6 separate regions of the Homo sapiens genome follow, and regions 1, 3, 4, 5 and 6 are each linked to region 2. Evidence: chromatin contacts called from ENCODE Hi-C or POLR2A ChIA-PET data. All regions are on one chromosome and are shown on one strand. Each heading gives the region's core, a stretch centred on a gene start or an enhancer-like site at or near the end of the contact. The rest is flanking DNA. Distances are from core to core; before and after follow the strand shown. Region 1 has its middle 88 kb from the start of LINC02397. Region 2 has its middle 96 kb from the start of LINC02404. Region 3 holds the start of EPYC (epiphycan). Region 4 overlaps LINC02391 (long intergenic non-protein coding RNA 2391). Region 5 has its middle 36 kb from the start of LINC02397. Region 6 holds the start of PLEKHG7 (pleckstrin homology and RhoGEF domain containing G7).

Evidence for each region. A loop is a pair of places that touch in the nucleus more often than their neighbours do. ChIA-PET counts read pairs that join two places held with the same protein, here RNA polymerase II (POLR2A). Pooled maps may share reads with other maps.
Region 1: a loop to region 2 is called in a pooled map, with 4 times the contacts of the local background. The contact joins two enhancer-like sites. A Hi-C loop is called at or near these places in 3 of 37 single-sample maps with no recorded cell type and 5 of 50 pooled maps. POLR2A ChIA-PET finds 5 or more read pairs at or near these places in 1 of 52 experiments (PC-9).
Region 3: a map with no recorded cell type shows a loop between it and region 2 (4-fold over the local background). The contact joins the promoter of EPYC here to the enhancer-like site in region 2. A Hi-C loop is called at or near these places in 3 of 37 single-sample maps with no recorded cell type and 3 of 50 pooled maps.
Region 4: a loop to region 2 is called in a pooled map, with 2.2 times the contacts of the local background. The contact joins two enhancer-like sites. A Hi-C loop is called at or near these places in 1 of 50 pooled maps. POLR2A ChIA-PET finds 5 or more read pairs at or near these places in 2 of 52 experiments (activated naive CD4-positive, alpha-beta T cell and naive thymus-derived CD4-positive, alpha-beta T cell).
Region 5: a pooled map shows a loop between it and region 2 (7-fold over the local background). The contact joins two enhancer-like sites. A Hi-C loop is called at or near these places in 4 of 37 single-sample maps with no recorded cell type and 10 of 50 pooled maps.
Region 6: a map with no recorded cell type shows a loop between it and region 2 (8-fold over the local background). The contact joins the promoter of PLEKHG7 here to the enhancer-like site in region 2. A Hi-C loop is called at or near these places in 4 of 37 single-sample maps with no recorded cell type and 4 of 50 pooled maps.

Annotation. Positions count from the first base shown.
Region 1 is chr12:92,552,162-92,556,311 of GRCh38, forward strand. No RefSeq gene overlaps it. Among named protein-coding and RNA genes, the nearest start is that of LINC02397, 88 kb to the left of the region's middle. RefSeq lists enhancers at 1-160, 1,290-1,479. Within about 2 kb of position 1,355, at least 19 of the 41 ENCODE cell types and tissues checked have a DNase peak (open chromatin) inside an H3K27ac peak, as active enhancers do; they include PC-9, where a contact is called at or near this core.
Region 2 is chr12:91,777,436-91,781,297 of GRCh38, forward strand. No RefSeq gene overlaps it. Among named protein-coding and RNA genes, the nearest start is that of LINC02404, 96 kb to the right of the region's middle. RefSeq lists an enhancer at 889-2,088. Within about 2 kb of position 1,681, at least 14 of the 41 ENCODE cell types and tissues checked have a DNase peak (open chromatin) inside an H3K27ac peak, as active enhancers do; they include PC-9, where a contact is called at or near this core.
Region 3 is chr12:91,003,288-91,007,479 of GRCh38, forward strand. It overlaps EPYC (epiphycan), which reads right to left and starts at 1,685. Exons shown (of 7, transcript NM_004950.5): 1 at 1,660-1,685.
Region 4 is chr12:92,339,735-92,343,776 of GRCh38, forward strand. All of the region lies in intron 2 of LINC02391 (long intergenic non-protein coding RNA 2391), which reads right to left. Among named protein-coding and RNA genes, the nearest start is that of LINC02391, 22 kb to the right of the region's middle. Within about 2 kb of position 1,342, at least 2 of the 41 ENCODE cell types and tissues checked have a DNase peak (open chromatin) inside an H3K27ac peak, as active enhancers do.
Region 5 is chr12:92,500,905-92,504,543 of GRCh38, forward strand. No RefSeq gene overlaps it. Among named protein-coding and RNA genes, the nearest start is that of LINC02397, 36 kb to the left of the region's middle. RefSeq lists an enhancer at 1,924-2,173. Within about 2 kb of position 1,732, at least 6 of the 41 ENCODE cell types and tissues checked have a DNase peak (open chromatin) inside an H3K27ac peak, as active enhancers do.
Region 6 is chr12:92,701,180-92,705,115 of GRCh38, forward strand. PLEKHG7 (pleckstrin homology and RhoGEF domain containing G7) reads left to right here and starts at 1,810. Exons shown (of 17, transcript NM_001377329.1): 1 at 1,810-1,953. RefSeq lists an enhancer at 1,951-2,010.

The DNA of each region.
Region 1 (4,150 bases), core at 105-2,604, 770 kb after region 2:
AGCTCCCTCAAAAATTCCCCACAGTCACTATCTGACACCTTTTCCTCAGGCCTCCACCTTGCACCTCCCCTGCCCCCTCCAGAATGACTTTGTGTCATTCTTCACTGAGAATGAGGCCATCAGAGAAAGCCTTCCTCATTTCTCCCTTTTCTACCTCTTTATTTCTCTAGATCTTCACCCTCCCTTTTTGGGAGAGGAACACTTCCTCCCTCCTGCAACCTTCCTCCACCTATCTATACTCAAACATTAACTACTAATGTGATCAAAGAATCATTATTCCTTCATTCCATAAATAACTCCACACCAGCACTTGATCCCTGTCTTCCTTTCTCTTCTGTAACTTGTACCACAAATCATGCTTGTTTATTTAATTTCTCCCTCACTACCACCATCTATTTCTAAACCAACAGCCTACTCAAGTCTGCCTGCTTCCCAAGAGTCCTCACTCAATCCTGCTTATCTTTTTGGCCAACCTCCAACTCTCTGGAATTTGACCTCAGGACTTCTTGGAGATGATTGGATGGCTGTTTTTACCTTCTAGTGACCCACTCACTCCTCAGCCTTTATCATCTGACTTTCCAGCCTGCCTATGTGTTTTTTACCCTGTTGCAGCCCCTGCCACCACCCCAGAATGCTGTTCTGTTGCACTCCTACCCGCTATGGGACTGTGTACCTGCCAGGCCTCTAGATGCTGCATCCCTCTCCTTGACCCTCATCTGAAGCCCAACCCTATGCCAATCTATAGAATGAACCCCAATTCAGACAAAAGAGATGTCAAGGTAACCAACTCCACCCTCTGAGATCCACGACTAGCCAAGGCTTGCCATTGCTCCACGTTACATCTCTGTTGTGAGAGCCATCTTGATTCTCATGTGTGAGCCCAGATTTGGCTCTAAGACTGATCTCTTAGTTTCATTCCTGTTCAACCTATTTGTTGAGCATGTATTATGGGCCAGACTCTGGCACACAACTCCTACACATGATTACCCCTCCCGTTCACAACACGGCGATGCTGGAGAGCCCTACATAGTCAGCAGACCCATGCTACAGAGGGTTTGAGGAACTCTTCCAAGGACACACAGCCATTCCATGGTGGAACCAGAACTCAAACAGGCATTCTGATTTTAGAGCCTTTGCTCAATAAATAGTTATAACAGAAGAGAGAGTGGAGACGTGTGTGTGTGTGTGTGTGTGTGTGTGTGTGTGTGTGTGTGTAGGGGTAGAAGATAGTGGTGGGGGAGCTTTCTGAGACCCTGCTACTCATGCCAGATTTTCTGGTCCTGATTAGCTACTGCCTGGCTGCCAGAAGCTGTTATTATCACTCACTCCCGTGCTCCTGTCACTGGGCTTGTGGAAACTTGCCCTTCCTTCTGCTCTCGGTCTCTGATGCTGACAGCTATGCTGGAAAATCCCATGCTGGCCACTGCCACACTTACCAGAGGCATATTGTACGTGCTGGTCTGGACTTCCTGCCTGACCCCTACGTGTCCTGTGCCTGCCCCTTCACAGGAGGTCGGTCTACTTCCTGGCCAGGGCCTTTCCAGCCTGTCTCACCCCTGTGCAGGTAACAGAGCTCTTTTCTCTGCCACCACTTCCCCACGGAGTCTTTTCCATGGTTCTCCCTGACAGAATTCATGCTACATAGTCTTTGTTAACTCATGGCATGCACTTTCTTCCTGCTTCTTTCCTCAATTTATGTGAGATTAAGTTAATACCAACCTATCTTGTTAACCCCTTCTAATACGTAATCTTCTTTATTTTAAAATTTAAATGTTTGTTATATTGAATTCAGTAACTAGAACATTCTCCTCCAAAATAAGAATGGTACAAAAACCTCAAATAAGTAAGTCTGTTGGGGAAAACAAGTTCCCCCAAAGAATAAATCTACCAGGAGAGTAAAAACGATGATAATCAGAACAATGATCAATAATCACTATTGTCAAAGTGCCTGGCAATCACCAAACACCAGATTCATCGGCTCTTCACCGTCCTGTAGGATGACTTCTGTGACTTGCTAAAACCCACACAATAAGTATAATGGTGACAAGACTCAACTCCCAGGCTCTGACATTAAGTCCTATTGTCTTCCTAAAATGCTCCTTAAAGAGAGGATTTCTGTCTCACATGGTCATCTGGATCATTTGAAAACTTCAAGCAGAAAGTCCCAAGGTCACCATTAAATGTTTTCCAAGATTACACATCTTCAAACAGAAACCCAAAATAATGAAAACCAGGAACCAAGACTTCCAGCTTCTCTAATGAGAGTAAGTCTTAGTTCTTTTTCCTTACTCCACAAGAAAAATTATATCTCCCAAGGGGAGTTATGGGCTTTCCAAAAGAGGAGCAAAGGGATTTGAGCTTAGGAAATGAAACTTTGCTCAGCACTCTTCAGGAATGACGTTCTCCTTCCTCCCCTATAACAATGCAAGTGCACATTCATTTTCTTACATTTTAAATCACTGAACAAAAAGGCCTAGTTTTATTTATCCTGCTGCTGCCACTGTGGCAAAACTAAATGTGTGGTGCATAAACTGTTTATAAATCTTGTCTCCAACAAGAGAACTGAGTGTGCACTTTTTGAGGACCTTAGTTCATTCAGAATGATGAGAAAATTTGGGAGAAATTTTTCTCTTGATATAAGAGCTGTATAGGCCAAATGGACTTCCTTTTCTGGCCTAAATGCTGTGTTTATAAAAATGGTGTGCTGTAAATAGCAAAGTATAGAAGTGAGAAATTATGCCTCTGCTGAATAAACCACACTCCCGGCCGACTGACTCCCTGCTTCTTCAAAGTGAAGAAACATTTGTTCCTATATCTTGTGAACAACAAGCTGGATCCATTGAAAATGCCAGATAACATTGATCTTGGGGAATAAGAAAACAACCTTTTTAAAGGTCAGAACTGTCTTAGTTTTTAATGGATTATTGGTTGATGAATTCTTTCATGAAATATTTCTCTAATGCCTTCTGTGTCGAGAACCATTCCAGGATCCAAATATACCCTTGCTTCCATTTTCTGCATCAGGGTCAGTGATCCTGCTGAAAGGTTAATTTCATTATACCACATCAGTCTCCTGCTCCAAACCTCTCACTGGTTTCCCTCTGCACTTAGAACAACTTCCAACTCCTTCCTGCCATGTACAAGGCCCTGTCTTCTCAGGTGGCCTCATCACTCACCTCCTTCACACTGTACCCCACCCCAGCCACACTGGCCTTCCCACCAGGCTCATTTTCAACTCAGTGTTCTCCCACGTGCTGCGGCCACTGCAGGGGCACTCTCCCCGAGGCTTCTCCCTCATGGGACTGGCATCTCCTCACCTCTCAGGTCTCCACTCAAATATCACCTCCTGGACCTGGCGCAGTGGCTCATGCCTGTAATCCCAGCACTTTGGGGGGCCAAAGTGAGTGGATCACCTGAGGTCAGGGGTTTGAGACCAGACTGGCCAACATGGTGAAACCCCGTCTTTACTTAAAATACAAAAATTAGCCAGGCATGGTGACACATGCCTGTAATCCCAACTACTCAAGAGGCTGAGGCACAAGAATCTCTTGAACCCAGGAAGCAGAGGTTGCAGTGAACCAAGATCGCACCACTGCACTCCAGCCTGGGTGACAGAGCAAGACTCCATCTCAAAAAATAAAAATTAAAAAATCACTTCCTAGGAGGTGATTCTTTTTCTAAATTTGCTCTTCCTTCTCTATTTTCTATCCCCTTACCCTGCCCCCTTTATTTTATAAATAGTAATTATCACTCTCATAAACCTTTTTTATTTTCCTGTTTACTAATTTATTATCTATTTCCTCCAACTAGAAGATAAGACCTTTATGAAATTTGTCTTAGTTATAGTTGCATTCCCAACATGCTGAATTCAGTTCCCTGAATAAACTTTCAGGATGCCACCCACAAGACAATTCTGTTATATTTTTCCCTCATATGTTGAAAAAGCCATAGGATTTGAGGATACCATCAATTATTTTTCATTGATAAGGATTTTTGACTTTAGAAACTACAGAGAAGGGTCTCTTCACTCAGAGTATTTTTTATTTTCTCTGTGTTGTAGGCATACCCACAGTATTTGGGTCAGAAAGAAAAGTTCTTTGAGTCTGCGTCTTATTGCAAATGTTGAAGAAAGAAAGTGAAACAGAAAGAT
Region 2 (3,862 bases), core at 431-2,930:
CAGGTGTGAGTCACCATGCCCAGCCGAGTTCTATAACCTTGAGGACTGTAAATACCTATAATATTTGGCCTTCATCACACAATGGTGTATTTTAAAGAATGAAACATTTAGGGTCTCTGCATAGCTTCACAGCGATGACCTACACCAGGGTTTCTCAAAGTAATGTCCAGTAGTTCCCCTTATCCAGTAGCCTTGATTTTACTTTCCAAGACTTCAGTTACCTGTAATTAATCACGGTCCAAAAATATTAAATGGAAAATCCAGGAGTAAACAAGTCGTATGTTTTAAATTGCGTGCCATTCTAAGGAGCTGATAAAATCTCCCAACGTCCCCACTCCAACTTGCTCAGGACATGAATCATCCCTTGTCCAGGTATCCATCTTGTACTCACCACATGCCTATTAGTCACTAGTCACTGTCTTGGTGATCAGATTGACTGTTGAAGTATCTCAGTGCTTATGTTCAAGTAACTCTTATTTTACTTTTATTACAATAGATCAATTTTATTACTAGTTAATGCTGTTGATCTCTCACTGTGCCTAATTTATAAATTCAATTTTATCGTAGATAGGTAGGAAAAAAGTAGTATATATAGAATTTGGTACTATTCAAGGTTTCAGGCATCCGCTGGAGGTCTTGAAACATACCTTCTAAGGACAGGGGGAATAATGTATATGCAAATCACACGGGAATATTTTAAAATGTACTTTGTGAATAGGGAGAACTGGGGTGCAGCCCTACATACTGCATTTATAATCAGTTCCCACTTAATGCTGATGTTATTGTTTCAAAAAACACCTTTTGAGTAGCAAAAGCCCAGATGACAATTTCTTATTTGCATTAGCCTATTTCCTCCTCAGTTGAATTTCAATTTGATTTCTCAAAGGGCAAAAGGGGAAGAACTTATACACATATGTTTCATAGTTTAAAACCTAAGTCTGGTCACATTTTTACTCAATGATATTAAGTATAGATTTCAAGTTTGCATACAGTAGCATTTACTATAAAATAGGAGAATGTTACTTTTTAGGAATAATCTAAGGACAGGTGTAGATGTTATTTTTTAATGAGGTTCAAATTTAGCACTGTAATGAACCTCACTGAAAAAGTAAAGCAGGAAATGGCAGATTTGTTTTGATAGAAACCAAGAATTTTAAGTGTGTGTTGGCTTTACACTGTCTTTGAAACTGTGCTATGAAAACACAGGATCCAGGAAATGAGCCCAGCCAAGTGATTCCACTCTCTAAAGATGTCAAAGTCGGTTCTCTGCAATATCCAAATGTTCCTCTTTTGGAAGTGAAATGAGGAAAGGCCTATATAATTTCTAGCTGAGTAAACGAAGAGTGCTTTATTCTCTTATAAATCAGTTACAGTCCCTTAAATAAAAGCATGCTTCCTCCTGAAAGCAGCTGAAAGTTTCATCTCTTTAGAAGAGGCTTTGTTTTCTCTGAAAATGGGCAGGGGGACTAATTAAATTAATTTTTCTTTGTTCCTTTAAGAAAAATAAACTTAAAGAAACGGAGTATCTGGGTGTGTATGTGGAAGAAAGTGACTAGCTCTGATGACCAGGCACGTCACAGTTTCTTGTTTTGACTCAAGAATGATAAAACAGTAATGGCTTTGACCCATTGCCCTGCTGATGTGCTGATATGAGTTTGCCATTGGTCACTGGAAGATCAAGGTCTGCCTTTCTGCTGACCAAGCATTCTCCTAACTATTAGTCACTGTCTTCACTTAGAGCTCTCTTTCATGACTCAGTGCAGCTCTCACATTTGGGCTGGGCAAAACGGAAGTTCTTACTTAATTCAACCTGCTGCAATAAAAATTGAAACAAACACGTCGCATTCTCCTTTTTCTTAAAAATTTTGGTAACATCACTGTGACTAGAGCAGTTAGAGAAACTCTAAAGCAGAAAATAAGAAAATCATTGCTTAATGTGGGATTTCGATGTGGCAGAGTGAGAGTTTTTACGGCTATACTGACACAGAAGCATTTGCCTTTGAAAATGGGTAAACTGAGCTTAACATTTTCATGAGGCAAATTAGATGTAATATCTCAATATCTCATAATTTTCCTCTCAGAGAACATCTGTTTTCTGAAGGAAAGCTGGCAAACCGTGTTGCAATTAGAAGCTGAGACCATTTATAGTGAAGTGAACCTCAGATTACTGAGGTTGACACTCTAAAGCAGGGATTCTTTACCTAGGAATCATGCCTATATTATTACACTCTGAAATCATGTAGGACACTGGTGTAATTTACTAGGAGAGGGGACATTAATTTTCATCTTTGTCCAATGGTTCTGTGATTCTCCAAATAGGTGAATAACCATTTCACTAGTGTCTATCAGCATTTAAAACATTCATGACTTTGAGCTAAATATCCTGTTTCCAGGGATTAATCCTACACAAATATTTATCCTGGTGAACAAGATATTTTAAAATATTATGGCATGTTTATATTATGGAAAACTCTAGTAAGATTAAAAATAATAAAGCTCACTTGGGAAACTGTCTAAGATGTATTAACTTAAGAGTAATTTGTTCATCAGATAATCAATTAAGCATCAACAATGTCAGGCACTGTGTTTGCTACTAGGAATAAAAGTAAACAAATACTGACCTTTTTTATTTTTATGATACTTGAAGTCTACAAGAGATCAATATGTATTTATAATATGTAAATAAAAATATGGGTTAGTGATTGCTTGCAGGTGTTTATTTACATATACTTATCAAAACTCTGGAAGCATATATATCAAGAAGTAAGATTTTAAAATCTGAGACTTGAAAAGGAGATGAGGAGAGATTTTTAGTTTTTTCTTCTATTTTGTTTGATTTTATTAAATACAATATATTACTTTTGTAATACCTCAATGCTTATTTTAACCATTTATTAAAACTCTGGGCTGAGGTAGGGAAATGTACAACATTAAACTGAGTGTTGGCTCTGGTTGTTGCAGTCTTCACAGTAAAAAAACAACACATAAGTTTTGGGTTTTTTTTTTTTTTAATGAGTTTTTGACTGATCTTAAACAACCGGCTAAATTACGTTTTGTATTTAAGATAATTTTGTCCACTAGATCACTATTCTGTTCTTGTACACACAAACCCTCTGGTCTTCAAGAATGTGGCTGACATATCAGATAGTTTATGAATCCACAGTGTCATTTGGTGTGCAAAACACTGACCTTAACCCTTAAAGAATAATCAATTATTGGGGTTAAATCTGCAAGTGTTTTATTTAGTATCTAACCACCAACTATATGCCCTTGAAGAACTTTTCTGGTATTATTTTTTTACTCTCCAAAAGCTCAGGCCTTGATACTTGAGTATTATTTATGTCATATTTTACTTATGTAAGTCTTTGTGTGAAGGCCTCCAAAGATATCGTGCCTATTTTGTGATCTTGTTGTTTATAGACTCTTCTATGAAAGCAAAATATATGCATTTGGCTGAGTACATTTGGAGCCAAGGTAGGGGAGCTGGAATAGAAGAGTCCTTGAATGGTATTTGAGCATTATCTTTTTTAAAGAAAACATTTAAAAAGCACATTAAAAATTACTCTTGCATGTTACTTTAGACAGAGAGATCCCTAACATTCGTTGCTTTCTAATTTTCCTCTCCTTCTGGGGATACAATTGTGTCACACTTTCTAGCCACTTTGTAGTTTGATGGGGCCACATGCTGGTGATGGCCAATGGACTGTGTGTAAACAGATGTGCATTAATTCTGAACCAAACCCTGAACAGAGAAAATCCTTCCATCACACCTTCTCCCCTTCTCCCTTTCCTGGTGAATCTGAAAGCCACACTATAGCCAGAACATGCAGCTATAAGGTGGAGCTGTCCAATAGCTCCTTTG
Region 3 (4,192 bases), core at 435-2,934, 770 kb before region 2:
TAATGAAATAGAATAGAAAAAAAATTTCCTTTAGTCCTCAGTATTTTATTTAATTCTTAATAGCTATCTAAGATTTGAACTCAGAACCAACAGGAATACATGTTTAAAAGGCACTATTTGGTAAGATTCCCTTGTATGCCTGTGGGATTATAGCCATCTTTGTTTTTTAATTCCTTAATAAGCACAATTCTTATTTTCCATTATAACATTATGCTTTTTGAGGATTCAATCAAGATCCTATAATTTAATTATTTTTTTAGTTCTGTATGTACTCATTTGAATACATTTTGGTTTAGAAAAAAAATCTTCACATTTAATTTGAAACATTTAAGTTAGTCTTACCAAAATGTTACCTAGTGATCCCTTATTGAGCAGGCAAAGTATTGTAAAATTCTGTATCAAGCATGTCTAATTTTAGAGGCTTTTACATTTGGACACACTTCTTGGGTTTACTTTAAGAACAGTACCTGTGGTGTTACTACCTATGCATACATATAAAAGGGAATTCATGATAAATATTACTTTTAAACTTGAATGCACTGGCAGACAAAATGACCTTCAGTTACTTGAAAGAAAGCCTTTATGAAGCAGGTTTAGGCAGAAGGATATGAAATTCCTCTGAGAATAAGAAGCAGTACAAGGAGCTCCTTCTTAGCTCTCCTATGCTTTCTTCAAATAAATTTCTTATTCACACAGGATAAACTAAGCCTCTATTTCAGTTGCCTTTGCAGAAGTCTTTGCAGGATTGCAGATTTGGAACTGTTCTAGGCAATTACCAACAAAGTCCTACTTAATAAAACAGTGGGTTTGCAAATCTTCCAGGAACCATTCTCCCATAATCAAGTTGGAAACATTAACAGAAGCCACTACCAACTTAAAAAAAATTTTTCCTTATATGTTTCTGGCAACTTCCATTATTCAAAGAAATTATACACTTGCTGGCCTTTTTTCTCACATCATACTATATTTGATTACATATAGCTACATCTCAGAATTTGCTTGCATTTTGCATCACTCCTAGAGCTATCAACTATAAGGCAGGCTGTGTGAATCTTAAAAATATATACAGCATCTATCTATGTTTAGTTAAAAAATTTATATTCCTTTCTTCAAGTAATTGTATTAGCATTTAATGTAGTTTCTTAATTAACACTTTAATTTTGTGTTCACTTTATACCATTTATTAATATTTTAAAATTTGTGTATTTAAAACTTTCAATATATAGCTCAAAAAAATTTTAAATGCATAATGTCATGTAATCATTACAATACTTTTAATCTCAGGAAATTTCACTATTTCCTCCCTTTTCACAAAATTTCAATTAATATCAATCAATAGTGCCTGTCTATACTGGCAAAGAATGTGGTCTGTGTCAGGAAACTTTACTTAAGGCATATATTGGAAACTACTCTAATTTTATTGGCATCTGTCATGACTACTGAGATTAACTATTTGCTGTATGTTATTAATTCCTAAGCTAATTCAAAATTTTGGATTTTCCAAGAATAATATAAATACAAAGTCAATAACAAAAATAAACCAAATCCATTGAATCAAAATTCACCAGATGACATTAAGGCAAGTTAAATTATTTTTTAAAGGTTGTTATAGTAGGGAAAGAACTCTGACCCAAGAAGAAAGCAAGTATAAAAACTTACCTTTGGCTCTGACCTGATGAAATGGCACAAAGTGACTGAGGATGCAGAGCTAGTGGTATTTGCCCCTGACCAATGGCTGTGAATTCTGGTCTGTGGGAGGTGGAATTTATAACACTCAACTTTCTGTTTGCAAAACCTAATATTGAGAAATACTTCTCAGTCTTTAAAAAACCTCAAATTATTTTATAGTCACCCAAACTAAGCAGTAGGATCCAAATCACATAGTATACAAAGTTCTTGAAATTATGTTAATGGAGTTATAATTGCCAAAGTATCACCTTAAAATTTTTAAATGGAAAAAGTTGGATTTAACATACCTCATCTGTAACAAACTCACCAATTAAGAAATGAAGTTCATGTATACAGTGATACTATAGATGGATATTTTAGTTCTAATAAGAAATAATTTTCCCAAAACTTGAAGTCTTGAATTGCTTTCTTCACTTTTCATTAATGTTAAGTGAAATTTGGTAAATGTTGCAGAAACCTTACCTGTTTAATATTGGGTAAGTAAAAAAAGATATCCCAATTATTTTGATTGCATGGAATGCTTTGATAGCAAAACAGGGAAAAATGAACCTTTTGCATAACTTTAAAAAAATTACATCCAGAAGTGATGCATAAATATGATCTGCGTGTTTTGGGGAGAAAAGGGGCTTTTTTTAAAAAAAGTTATTGTATCTATCATAGACAAATAAATCAAATTACACATTTTTTCCTTAGAATAGGAGCTTTATTTTAAGCTCTTGTTAACTTCCATGGTTTGTAAAATTGAACTTTAATACAAATATGAAGAGAAAAAATATGCTTTAAATTTCCATACCTCAATTTTACATTGTATAAGTCCTAGAGAAAGGTGAAAGTTGCATCTTGTATTCTGGTATGCTTTAGATAAATCTAGGAATTTGGTTCTCACTTATGCTTCAGGAATCTTTTCCTTCATGTCTGCAAGTGAATAGATGTATTGAATTTTGAAAGCGGTATTACTCCTGGGCCAAGTGATGGGAGAGAAGAAGGTTTGTCTTTAAGGTTCTCTCACTCCCCTTCCTGCCTCTGCTCCCATCTTCCCTGCCCTCAAAATGTCTTTGCCCATCTATTCAGGGCATTCTTATTTGTCATCCCCATCATCCAACCCTGTTTCCAAATGATTTGTTCTTAGTATGCATTGTTTTTCTCAAAAACAATTTTATTTGGAGCAGAAACAGTGATAATGGGTAATGTATGAAGTCTACCAAGACCTCTCAAAAAATAGAGAGGCCATCTTGGAGACAGGAACTTATTTCTGGCATCTGTGAAGTCTCACCCCACCATATAAAGGCCACTTTTAGAAGCAGTGCTGGAAAGATGCCTGAATCCAAGTTTCTAGGCTTGTCCTCTTTAGAAGCAAGGTCCACGTGGGGTGTCAGGTGATTTCATATATGATTGTTAATCACCTCAACACATTCTTAAGCAGAGTGCTTACCACTATTCACAGATGGGACTACTGAGACTCAGATGATAAATGATACAGCACCATGTGTGACACAAAAAAAGAGGAAATCAACTTGGCTTTTCTCTGTGTCAGGTCCCTAGACATGATTGAGTCTGTCTGAGGGATACGTGTATACACAAAAAGGCAGTGTTAGCTCTCAGTTCCACGCATTTCTGATTCAAAGCCTATTTATCTGTCACTAGCTTCAGGCTCTGCTGAATGTTTTAGAAGAAACAACAGATTCCTTGAGTATCTATGAAAATACCAACTTTCTTCCTTTTCCCTCAATATTTGATCTAGTACTCTGTGCACCTTGTTAGGTGACAGAGAGGTGAGAGCTACCTAGCTTCTTGCTTTCTGGAGGGCTCTGGTTAAACTTACAAGACTATTTCCAGAAATATTGTTTCGACACTATCCTTTGTTGAACTGTTGGTGTTTAAATTGTGTCTTCCTTAGGCTTCAGAACACTGTGCAGTTGAAGTCCGATTTTCATGACAATTTAAAGGCCAAACTACTTGCCTTTGTGTAGCATTGCAAGCAGAAATGATCATTCTTGAACCTTTTCTTCCTCCAAATAAATACGATTTTTACATTTCCTTGTAACAGTTGATTTCTTAAATCATTTCTCTATCTTATTGGGACCCTCTCCAATATTTCAAAATCTATTTTGAAGTGTGAGCCCTCAAATTGGTTACAATCACTCGAGGACCTAATCAAGACTGAGCAGTGAGGAAGGATAAGTTACCAGCTCCAGCCTTTCTTATCCTTGGTGAATATCTTCTAGTCTCATGATAATTTTCTTAGTAGTGCCCATGCTTGGTTATTAGAAACCCTTGGGTGATCAGTTATTATGACTCCTGGCATTATTTAGAAACAGAGGCTTTGCAGCTTTATCTCTTTAAGCCCCAAAACACTTTACAAAACCTTTTGACTGTAACTCTTTACAAAATTAATTAAACACCGCTCTGCTTGCTTAAACAGAATTAATTTTAAACTAAACACAGTTTTCTCCCAGTGATTACTTTCTCTCTGTTCTACAGCAAAGGTGAGCAGACACTGTGA
Region 4 (4,042 bases), core at 92-2,591, 560 kb after region 2:
AAAAGCTCAGCTGGAGCTGGAACAAACATGGACCAGAAGCGTGTGCAGTTGCAAGATTTAATAGAGTGAAAACAGAGCTCCCATACAATGGGAGGGGACCTAAAGTGGGTTGCCACTGCTGGCTCGAATGCCTGGGTTTATATCCCGATCATTATCCCTCCCCTGTGCTCTCAGGCGATAGATGATTGACTATTTCTTTACCTCCTGCTTTTAGCCTAATTGATATTTTAGTGAGCTCTCTTTACTACCTGATTGGTCGGGTATGAGCTGAGTTATAAGCCCCGTCTTTAAAGGTGGATGGGGTCACCTTCCCCAGCTAGGCTTAGGAATTCTTAGTCAGCACAGGAAATCCAGCTAGTCCTGTCTCTCAATTCCATGAAGTTTCATATCTTACAGATGTGAAAATGCACACATAAAGAGATAACTTCCCTAAAGTGACAAAAGTAGGTGTGGTCAGGACCATGTTTTAATCCCAGTGTTATCTGCTTGGGCCAAAGCCCTTGATTTAATCACAGGCCTCCATCATGCCCATTGTCCACTACAACTGTAACCACTCAGGAATCAAATGCTTAACTATTTAATGTCTATTTTTATGGCAGTTTTTTTTTTAGCAAAGTTAAAGATTTTAATTAAAGTTCAATTAAATTTCCAAAAGCTACACTTGCCTTTGGTTACATCTTTTTAGCAATACAGTGGTGGAGTCTTCCACTTAATTCCTTAAAAAAAGTTAACATTGTGTGTTCTTAGCATCACAAGTTCTGAGTGACAAGCAGCATTAAAGGGCATTTATTTGATGTCTGAATTTCCTCTGCAACATCTAACAAGGCTCACCTCTGTTTGAACAAAGCATCTCATTCCCTCCTCGGAAAGTGGGGGCTGTAAGATTGAGTCTCTGGTTACTAGGCGAAAAATGTCAGTATTAGATTGGCAAGGTAGGTGTTGGCCCAGCCAAGTCACATGGAATCAGCATCTGGACATGTGACATACTTTAGTTACTAGGATTAGTGTTGAAAAATTTATTTTGTCTTTCCCTCATCTGTTGAGCGTGTTAGCCACTAAAATATAGGAATGTAAACTTCCAACAGAGTTTTCTATTCCACCCTTTGCATTCTTCCCCCAAGGGGAAAGAGTCTACCTTGGACTGGCAGGATTCCAAAAGACAGAGCTTTTCCAAAAGACATTATCGAGCCGTTATTGATGATTAGCAATGATAATAAGCTAATGTTTCTTTATACACTGTCAGGCACTGTGTTAAGCATTTTTAAGGCATTCTTTTATTTACTCCAATGAAAGTGAAATACCACCTACGGATGTGATGAGGACTAAATGAGATAAGACAGAGCACTTAAAACCACGCCTGTCTGGGCATACTGTAAGCCTCAGTGACTACAGCCATGATTGTAATCAGTGACTGTATTTCCTTACTCTTAAAGCAGAGACAGGAGCAAGCTGGTGGAATCGCCCTCAATATTAACTCACATTTTTTACCTGATACCATTTCCAATCTTCTGTGAAATCCTATCCAGACCCTGTACTGACTCCCCTGGCAATTTCAACAAGAAATATTCTACCTTTCACTGCCAATTTGTTTTGGTAGAGGCTGATCTGCAGTCTGAACATAAATGAAAGGGAATCCACCCGCAATAATAAAGAGTGAGCCTGGCCCATCATGATCAGAGACTGGCCCCTAACATGTTGACACAACGGCTGAACTATTTGAACACTGGAATGAACAAGTTGCAACAACTCCTGCAAGTCTCAGGAACTAATGTACGGACAACGACGCGCATTTCACTGACAGAGTCCTGATAATATATTGCAGGAAAACCCACGGGCCAGCCGATAACACTCAGCGTTAATTTGTTTACCCAAAAATTAGAGGAAGGAGAAGTTGGTGATTTGCAAAAAAAGAAGTTTTGGTAACAAGCGTAACGTTGGTGTGTAATTTTCCTAATTGAATTGCCAAATTTCTACCCACCACTGATCTTAATTTATAATAATGCTTCCATCTGTCTCACCTCCAGCATAGGAAATGGGAAGAGGGTGGTCTCTGCCTTAACATGGTAAGAAGAATATCTGCAGGTAGTAGGTAATCTTTAAATTACATGTGTGATACTGGGAATTGCATATAAGCAAATAAGGAAGCTCATTACTTTTCCAGATTTCAATTAACTGTATATTTGTAAAAATGCTTTCAGTTAGCAACATTTTGAATGGTAAAGGGATTGAAATTTACCTAAAAGAAAACCTTTTATAATGGTTTAGCAAATTTCAAGATTATCTAGGGCAGTCTGCATGGCCCTCAGATCATAGTGAATTAGTAATTTCTTGTGCAGAAATTGTCAAAAAACAGGAGGAAGTCAGGTGCCTATCTAGAAACATAAAAATTGGGAATAACACAAAAAGGAAACCTTGACTTCCTACTAGGTATATTAGGCATTTAATTTAAAACTTCATTTACTTTTTAAAAATTAACACAATACATGTTCACAATTCTAAAAACTCAAATACAACAAAACGTTTAATATAAACTTCTTACCCTCTCATTCCCAATTCCATTCCTTACTTTCAAACATTTCAGCAGTTTCTTCTATTTATTTCCATATTTGTATACTCTCTCTCTCTCTCTCTATATATATATATAGCTATTTCTTGATTATTTTGAAAACTTACTGACCACTGAATAATGACCTCCTCCAGGTAAAATGAGGATATCTTTCTTTTACATCAACTCCTGTCCCCATAGGCTTAATGTGATTATATAAAAATTTCTAGTTAAATCAGTAGAACTGGGACAGGCCACAAAGGCTGATCCAAGCCGAGAAATTGGAGAGAATAATGATTTTTTTCTTGGCTAAAGTTGTGTATCCTTGGAATTACTATCAAAGCAGCAAACATGCAATGCAAAAGATCCACCTAAGCATTAGGCTATATATGTATCAACTCTGGCTCTTAGTACCTCCCTTGCTTCCTCTCCCAAGGTGCAGCCTGGGTTCAAGGTCCTAGCAGTCCACACATTGTGAGGACTCCTCTAGATCAGACCAAGCAAGGCTCTGAGGTCATTGCTGCTGAGCTGGCCTTGGTGATGGTGATAAGCATTAGTGCCACGCCAGCACTCCAGAGCTAATACACTATTATAATATACTGATTGGGCTATAATGTACAGTTTTAAAATTCTGTCTAATTTTTTTTAAATCTATAAATTAAAAAAAATCTTCTTCTTTATGTTGATTTCCTGAATACTAAAAATAGTATAAGGGCAACAATTATTCTTGGTACTACTTATGTAATTTAATCATTAAAAGCTACATGTAGATCTAGTATCATGACACCAGAAATTTTCCGAAGAATTTTTTTTTTTTTAGTTTGAGACAGGGTCTCACTCTGTTGCCCAGGCTGGAGTGTGCAATAGCACAATCATGGCTCACTGCAGTCTTGAATCCTTGGGCTCACGTAATCCTCCCATCTCAGCCTCCCAAGTAGCTAGGACTATAAGTATGCACTACCATGCCCAGCTAATTTCTAAATTTTTTGTAGAGAAGAGGACTCGCTACGTTGTCTAGGCTAGTCTTGAACTCCTGGCCTCAAGAGAGTCTATCTATCTATCTATCTATCTATCTATCTATCTATCTATCTATCTGTCTAGTAGAGACAGGGTCTCGCTATGTTGCCCAGTTTGGTCACAAACTCCTGGCCTCAAGCAATCCTCTTGCTTTGGTCTACCAAAATGCTGGGATTACAGGCATGGGCCACTGTGCCTAACTTAAAAAAAAAATAAATAAAAATAAAAGTAGACTGTTTTAGAGCAGTTTTAGGTTCATAGCAATACTGGATGAAAGGTACAGAAATTTTCCATATACCTCCTTCTCCTACACGTGCATAGCTTCCCCCATCATCAACATCTCCCACCAGAGTGGTACATTTGTTAAAACTGATGAACCTGCACTGGCACATCATGATCCAAAGTCCATAGTTTACATTAGGTTTCACTCCTAGTGTTGTGCAGTCTATGGGTTTAGATAAATTTATAATGACATACATC
Region 5 (3,639 bases), core at 482-2,981, 720 kb after region 2:
TACAAAATTTGAAGCTTCTAAAGGCAAGTTACTATGCCTAAAGATGCACAGCTAGCAGGTGGCAAGCTGTGAAATCAAACTTGTATTCACTCTCTAAAGGATGTGTTTAGAGAGACTGAGTGGAACTTTATGGTTGGTGAAGGGTTCACATGTAGTAGTAGAGAGAGAAATCACTGAGGGTAGGTTGACTCCAAAGGTAGGTTGGAATCAGATTGAGGAAGGTTACTTTGAATATGAAGCTAAGGAGTTTGTACTAAATCTTGAGATAATAGGAATAAAGATTTTTGAGCAAAGAGTTGACATGATTGCAGTCTTGTTGGGAAGATTTATGAGGTGTCTGTTTACATCAATGTGAATTACCAGGGAAGAGACCAAAGGAAGAAGGGCCTATCAAGAAGCTAGCTCAGGCATATGATGATAGGAGTCTAAACTGAGTGGTGACAACAAAAATGGAAAGAAAGAGAGGAATGAGAGTAATTCCTCCAGGAACGAGTCATTAGGGTTTGGTGACTAGATTAATATAGGCATACGGAAGGTGAGGTTATGAAGAGTAAGTCTAAATAATTATAAGAATGGTGCTACAATATGGCCAGGCGCAGTGTCTCATACCTGTAATCCCAGCACATTGGGAGGCTGAGGTGGGTGGATCACGAGGTCAGGAGTTTGAGACCATCCTGGCCAACATGGTGAAACCCATCTCTATTAAAAATACAAAAATTAGCTGGGCGTGGTGGCACGTGCCTGTAACCCAGCTACTCAGGAGGCTGAGGCAGGAGAATCGCAGGAACCTGGGAGGCAGAGGTTGCAGTGAGCCGAGATCACACCATTGCACTGCAGCCTGGTGACAGTGCAAGACTCCATCTCAAAAAAAAAAAAAAAGGTGCTACAATAAACAGAATAGGGAAGTCAGCAGAAGGACCGAGTTTGAGTGAAGTGAGTAAGATGAAAGAAGATGAATATCAATCATATAAGTTGGATTAGAGGTAACAACATTGAAAGTGAATGTGTAGCTAGAGAGCAGAAGGGGCCTTAGCCAAAAATAATGATTTGAGGTTCATCTGCATAGAGGCAATAGGCAATTAAAATCCTGAGTGGTGGAATCCCACCACTTTGGGAGACTGAGGCAGGAGGATCACTTGAGCCCAGGAGTTCAAGGCCAGCCTGGGCAACATAGTGAAACCCTGACTCTGCAAAAAATGAAAAAAAATTAGCCAGGTATGGTGGCATGTGCCTATAGTCCCAGCTACTTGGGAGACTAAGGCAGGAGGATTGTTTGAGTCCAGAAGGTCAAGGCTACAACAAGCTGTGAATGCACCACCGCATTCCAGCCTGAGTGACAGAGTAAGATCCTGTCTCAAAAAATAAAGTAAAAAAATTAATTAATTAAAAAAAATAAAATATTGAGAGTTTGTAAGTTTCTAAAGAAGGACACAAAAGAGCAGTGTTACAGATGCTACTTGTTTCCAACATCCATTCCCCATCTTGACCTCCCTAACCAAATTCCCATTTGGTTCAGCTATACCCCACCTCCCTTCAGCCATGTGCTTCCCTCAAAGGTGTTTCCAGATACAGAGAGTGGATCCTGAGCAATCTAAGCCAACAGTGGTCCATCCCATCTCTCTCAGGAATGTGCACAGGACACAAAACTAGGTAATGAGACAGAAGTAAAGAGCCTAAGGAGGCAGATGGCTCCCCTGTGCCCCTGGACATTGTCCTATTTCTGTCCTAACTCAAAACCTGGAACTGCTATGCCATCCTCCGCCTCTGAGAGTCAGGCTTCATTGAGCAAAATCATCCCTTGATACAATGAGGAACCATGTCTCTGAAATTACTCAAGAACAACCAAACCTCTGAAATCAGTTTCAAACATCTAAAAACCAGTGAAACACAAAAAAGCCTTAGTCAGAAGCTAAGGAAGACAAAAAAAAAAAAAAATTAAGTTAGGTTCTAAACCAGGTGTCAGGAAAGTGAAAAGAAGCTGGAGATTTTGACAGAGCTTAGGACATGCTGGGGTGAAATACCCAAACAGAGATAAAGTGAACGAGACCTAGGAGACAACATTTGGAGGCAATAATCTTTTCTGACCAGCAAATTCAAAGAGCTGCTCTTCACGGGATTCCTGAGGTGATTCTAGGGACAGCAAAAGGTTATTTCTGAACTATTACACACATTCTCTTTTTTAAGAGAAATACTCACATCGACAGGGCAAGTCATTCCAAAACCAGCCTCGATACAGCTATTACTCAGATTCACCTTGTCAGTATGAAAATATGGGTTGAAATGGACTTTGCTACTTGAAATTAAGTGTGATCACACTCAGTAGCCAAGAGAAGCACTCCAATCCAAACTGCAATTATGAGAGGCTGGGAGCCACAGGGAGTGGGGTGTAGCATTCAGAAAAAGAGAAGGGGTTCATTCTCTGGGATTTTCCCTGTTTGCAGCCTGAATCCCACATGAATGTTCTTTCTCTTCCGTCATTCGTTTTTCCTGCGTTCAGCATCCTCTTCTCACTTCTCCCTCACAGTTATCTCTCCCTTGGAGAGAGTAATCTGGACCCTTGGGTGACAGTCATATGTGGCTTTCACGAGCTGCTGGAATTAACTAAAACTCACTCTTTCCCAATAAATCTCCCCTGAGCCGACACACAGCAGCTGCGAATTCCCAGCATGGGCCTGGACAAAATGCTAAGAAAAACTGGCTGTGTTCCTGAATCTTGCTCGTCATTGGTCCCCAAGAATCCTGGACATTGACACCCAGATATTCCAAAACGATTTGTGCTTTTCCAAGCTCGGCTCTTTACTTAACCTGCCTTGAAGATTTGGCACTATAATTTCCCAGAAGTGCAGGCTGGGCTTGTTTTGAGAAAAGGTGAAATGGACAAGAGACAGAGTTCAGAAAATAGTGATTAAATACAAACAGCACCAGCTATTAAGCAAGAGTCAAGGCCAGGAAATGCAAATAAAATTGCCGAGGGTTGTTTAGACAGTGGCCACTCAGAAGGAGAGGTAATATTTGGTTGTAAAGTGAGGCCACAGACATCTTTTCTGATTTAATGAATTTGTGATAGTTTACTTCTTTTCCCAGCTTTCATTTCATTTGTGGGGCGATGGCTGGGGGATGTAGGGGATATGGAAAGTTGAGCACAAGTGCACGAAGTATTTACTGGCTAAAGATGCCTATGCTTCTGCCAAGATTGTGTTTATTTGTTAAAAATATACTTCATTGTGTTGTTACAAAACTAAATCTGTCCCCAGCCCCCATGGAGACAGGGCGATTTGGTTTCAGGGTGAGGTGCCAGCTAGTGCTTTCAGGGGCATTAATGTGCCAGCTGCTCCTCCAGTATTCATTTTATTTGCAGTCCCTAGGCTGGTTTTACACTTTGTGTTTTTTTGTAAGGAAATCAGGATTAGAGAGCCTTTTGTCACTGATGGGGAGGGGGAGAGAAGTATCCCCTTTGAGCTCCATACACAGGGGCAGCCTAACGGGCAAGGCTCAAAGCTTTGATTTACTTCTCATTCGCTAACATTTTCAAAAAGAAAGGATCCACCGCGTCAAGCTGTTCTGTTGGAAGCTTGTAAGGCAGTAGATTTGGGAACTGGAGTTTCCAGAATGCAATCTGCAGCCACCAGGCCAGGGTTA
Region 6 (3,936 bases), core at 560-3,059, 920 kb after region 2:
CTCCCTCTGCGATATTGGAGAGCACCTCCATGTGTCATCTGAGAAAGGGCCACAGTGAGGTTGCCCCAGGTTCTTAAAGGAAAAGCTGACTCTGGGGTGTCCCTTCCCCACCCAAAATGCCTCCCTGTTGCCATCTCCTTGACAAATCAGATGGAGGTGGCACATTTTTTTCCGTGATAATCTTTTGTGACCTTTCTATAAGACTCTTAATTTCCTTCTTGAAGTTACAACCAGAGGTTGGAAGTTTTTGCATTGGGATCAAGTATTCCATTATCATTATCCCCTAGGAGAGACAGCTTTACAATCCCATGTGCGTGAGGGGATTGGTAGAAAAGAGTATGACCTTCCTTCCACAAACTAAAAGCTAAAAGACTTTATTCATTTTTTTCCTTCCCAAATTGAAGCAATTCACTTCTAGACATCCTTGGCAGGAGCTCAGAACTGTTTATGCAGGCTCCATGCAGGCAAAATATTTTTTGATATCCTGCTTTTGGTTGAGTCATGGTAATGTTGGCAATGGTGGTGAGGGCAGGAGATCAAGTCATTTTTCAAAGTTCTAAGTAAATGATGTTCTAGTAAGATCAATATGAGAGAATTAAAGACTAATATAAAGTTTATCACAAGGCCAACATCTATAAGTTAGACCTTTTTTTCTTTTCCTCTAAGGGCAGTGGTTCTCAAATTTTAACCCATGTAAGAATCACCTGGAAGTCTTGTTAAACACAGACTTCTGGCTGGGCACAGTGGCTCACACCTGTAATCCCAGCACTTTGGGAGGCCGAAGTGGGTGGACCACCTGAGGTCAGGAGTTCGGACAGCCTGGCCAATATGGTGAAACCCCGTCTGTACTAAAAATACAAAAGTTAGCCGGGCCCTGGTGGTGTGCACCTGTAATCTCAGCTACACAGGAAGCTGAGGTAGGAGAATCGCTTGAACCCAGGAGGTGGAGGTTGCAGTGAGCTGAGATCGTGCCACTGCACTCCAGCCTGAGTGACAGAGTGAGACCCTGTCTCAAAAAAAAACCACGGACTTCTGACCCCATCCCAGAGTTCCAGGGGTTGGAGAGCATGGAGGGGGAAGATTTTTCCTTTCTAACAAGTTCTCAAGTCATAGTGATACTGCTGGTCCAGGGACCCTACTTTAAGAACTACCGACCTCAGGGAACCTTCACAGTAAGTATCTGTAATGAGTCCAATCAATGAAAACTTCAGTGAATTAGACTTCATTAGAATTACTTCAACTTTGTTTTGGGAAAGTCTATAGACATTTTTGTTTAATGCTGCATACATATGCATTATCTCCACCTAGGCATCAAATAAATATTCTTTGGGGTACTGATCTAATGAGAATACTGGTAGATATAAATGCTCTTCCATTTGCATTTTAATTATTTGAAAACTAATGTTCACAAATTCACTCCCTGGTGCTCTAATCATTTCCTCTACTATTCAATGCTTATCAAAGCAAGTCATTAATAAAATAGATCAACACAAAATGTTTTATGATGTGAAGAAAGTAGAGTCCCAAAGAATGCATCTCACAACCTTAGAGAAAATAAATGAAATAGAAACCTAGAACTGCTTCACTGAACTATGAGTGATGATTTGTTGAATGCCTCAAGAGGAAGTAAAAAGTTACATTTGCATCATTTCTGTATTTGATCAGCCGTTGTTTACCTGACTTGTTCTTAGGCTGCCTTAGATTCTGAGCTGGCTTCCCTTTAGGCTTTTTCATAAACAAATAACTGGAAATGTCTCTAAGGAGGGGAGAGACCAGTTCCTCATTGCAGCTGGTAGCAAGGTTGCTTTCACTCAGCCAGGAGGACGCATTGTTACAGGTGTGGAACTTGTTGCTCCGAGCCCTCGCCTGGCAGCTCACTCTGGATCTGCGGGTTCTGAGGAGCCTCGGGACCCACCTGGGTGCAGTTGCCTTCAGGGACAGACCATCTTACAGGTATTAAAGGCAACATTCAGCTGCTTTCTGGGTTTCTCTCTTGCACTTTCCTTTTGTCCTATTGCTATCAGTTTCGCTTGTTTTGCTGATCTCTCCAGGTCTCATTAGAATTAGTGAATCATTAACCTGCAATGGTTTCATTTCTAGTACAGTGAGATGGCTTCCCCAACAGTGTGGGTGGGTGTTTGCTGGATTCTCAAAGCTTGGAAGGTCAAAGGTTGGTGAATTTTCTTTATGGTGACCATGTATTAATTTCCTCTTTTAAACATAAAGAAGAGTTAGCATGAATGGATTGACTTGTTAACTTTTGATTCTACCAGATCCACTGGGTGTAGTCATTTAGGGAAAGCTTCCCAGGAGCCTTAGCCATTATCTCATTTAATTTCTGCAACAGGCCTGTGAGGGAGGTTCTTTGATGTCCTCTTGGTAAATGCTGCATGGCAGTTGGCAGAGGAGAAGTGGCTTGTCCTAGGTCACACAGCCAATTGGCGGTGATACTGGAAGAGAAACCAGACCCATTTCTTCTGGTGCTTGAGCTCTTCCTGCCTTTCTGCAAACCACCTCCCTAAGCCCTGCTGTTTTTAAAGTTTCTCCATTTCCGCAGTGCATCATGTCGGCAGTTACTATTGCCTTGGTTCCAATATTTAAGACAGTGGCTAATAAATAATTCTTACCGATGTGAATCCTATTGGCCATAAATAACTTCCTACCAGCAGCTACACCCCTGTGTCTGAACGACTACAAAGGAAACCCAAAGCCGTATCCTAACCCCTCAAAAGAGGAGAGGAAAAGGCCAGAAGGACAGAGGGGAAACCCAAAGACTAAGAAATCTGATCTAACTATTATGCAAGTGCCTATGCAAATATACTGAATTCCTTTAACATTGTTGCTGCCTAGAACTTGGACAGTCTTCTAAAGGAGAAAAATAATAGAACGGCCCTGATTGTATGTATGTGTGAAAGTACCTATTGATTCAAAATTAGCTGGGTGGGGTGGTAAGCATCCATAGCCCCAACTACTCAGGAGCACTGCAGCATGAGGATTCTGTGAGGCTAGGAGTTTGAGGTTACAGTGCGATATGATCACACCTCTGCACTCAGCCTGGGCGACAGAGCCAGACTCCATCTCTAAAAAGAAAAAAAAAAAGAAAGAAAGTACCTATAGATTTGATGCTCAGCTCAGCATTTGTTTGTTGGGAGAATGAGGAACTGGCCTCTCCATGTAGCAACAATGTACCTTATTTTATCAATGGTAGGGAGGGACCATTTCATACCTCTCCAGCAATGTTGGTATCAACCTTCAGAGCAGCCTCCAGGAATTACCAATCTAAAACCAAAACTAGTACAATCTCACCTTAACTGAACATAAGTTTCCTAAACTGGCATTGCCCTCTTTCCTCCACTCTGCAAAAAAGGGTACCTCATGGGTTTTAGTTCTACATGTGAAGTTCTATAACAATTGAGTCCTCAGCTCAAAATAAAGCAAACACAACATTAAGAATTTTAGATTTCTTTTGTGAATAAGAGTTGAATTGACGTTAGTTTGCATCTAAGTTGTTCCTCAAACAACTCACCAGTCTGAAATCCAGTACCTGTTAGTTTCATTTGGCATTTTAAAAAGGTTTTTATAGAGATGGGGTCTCACTATGTTGCCCAGGCTGGTCTTGAACTTCTAGGCTCAAGGGATCCTCCCGCCTTTGCCTCCCAAAGTGCTCGGATTACAGGCATGAGCCTCTGTGCCTGGACTTACTTGACCTTAAACAAGGTAAGAGTCAGGGAGTAAAATAAGAGACCACAAAGTCCCCAAAATCAATGTCAAGTCACAACATTGTCATGACAATGTCATAACATTGAGCTCCTCCTCTACTGATAGGAATAGATCTAACAACCTATTAATTATCTATTCACAAGGTTGTTGGACTTCTATGACTGACACAGATTAAAAGAAACAAAGAGGAGAGAGTGGTTGCCATAGGCAAGTACA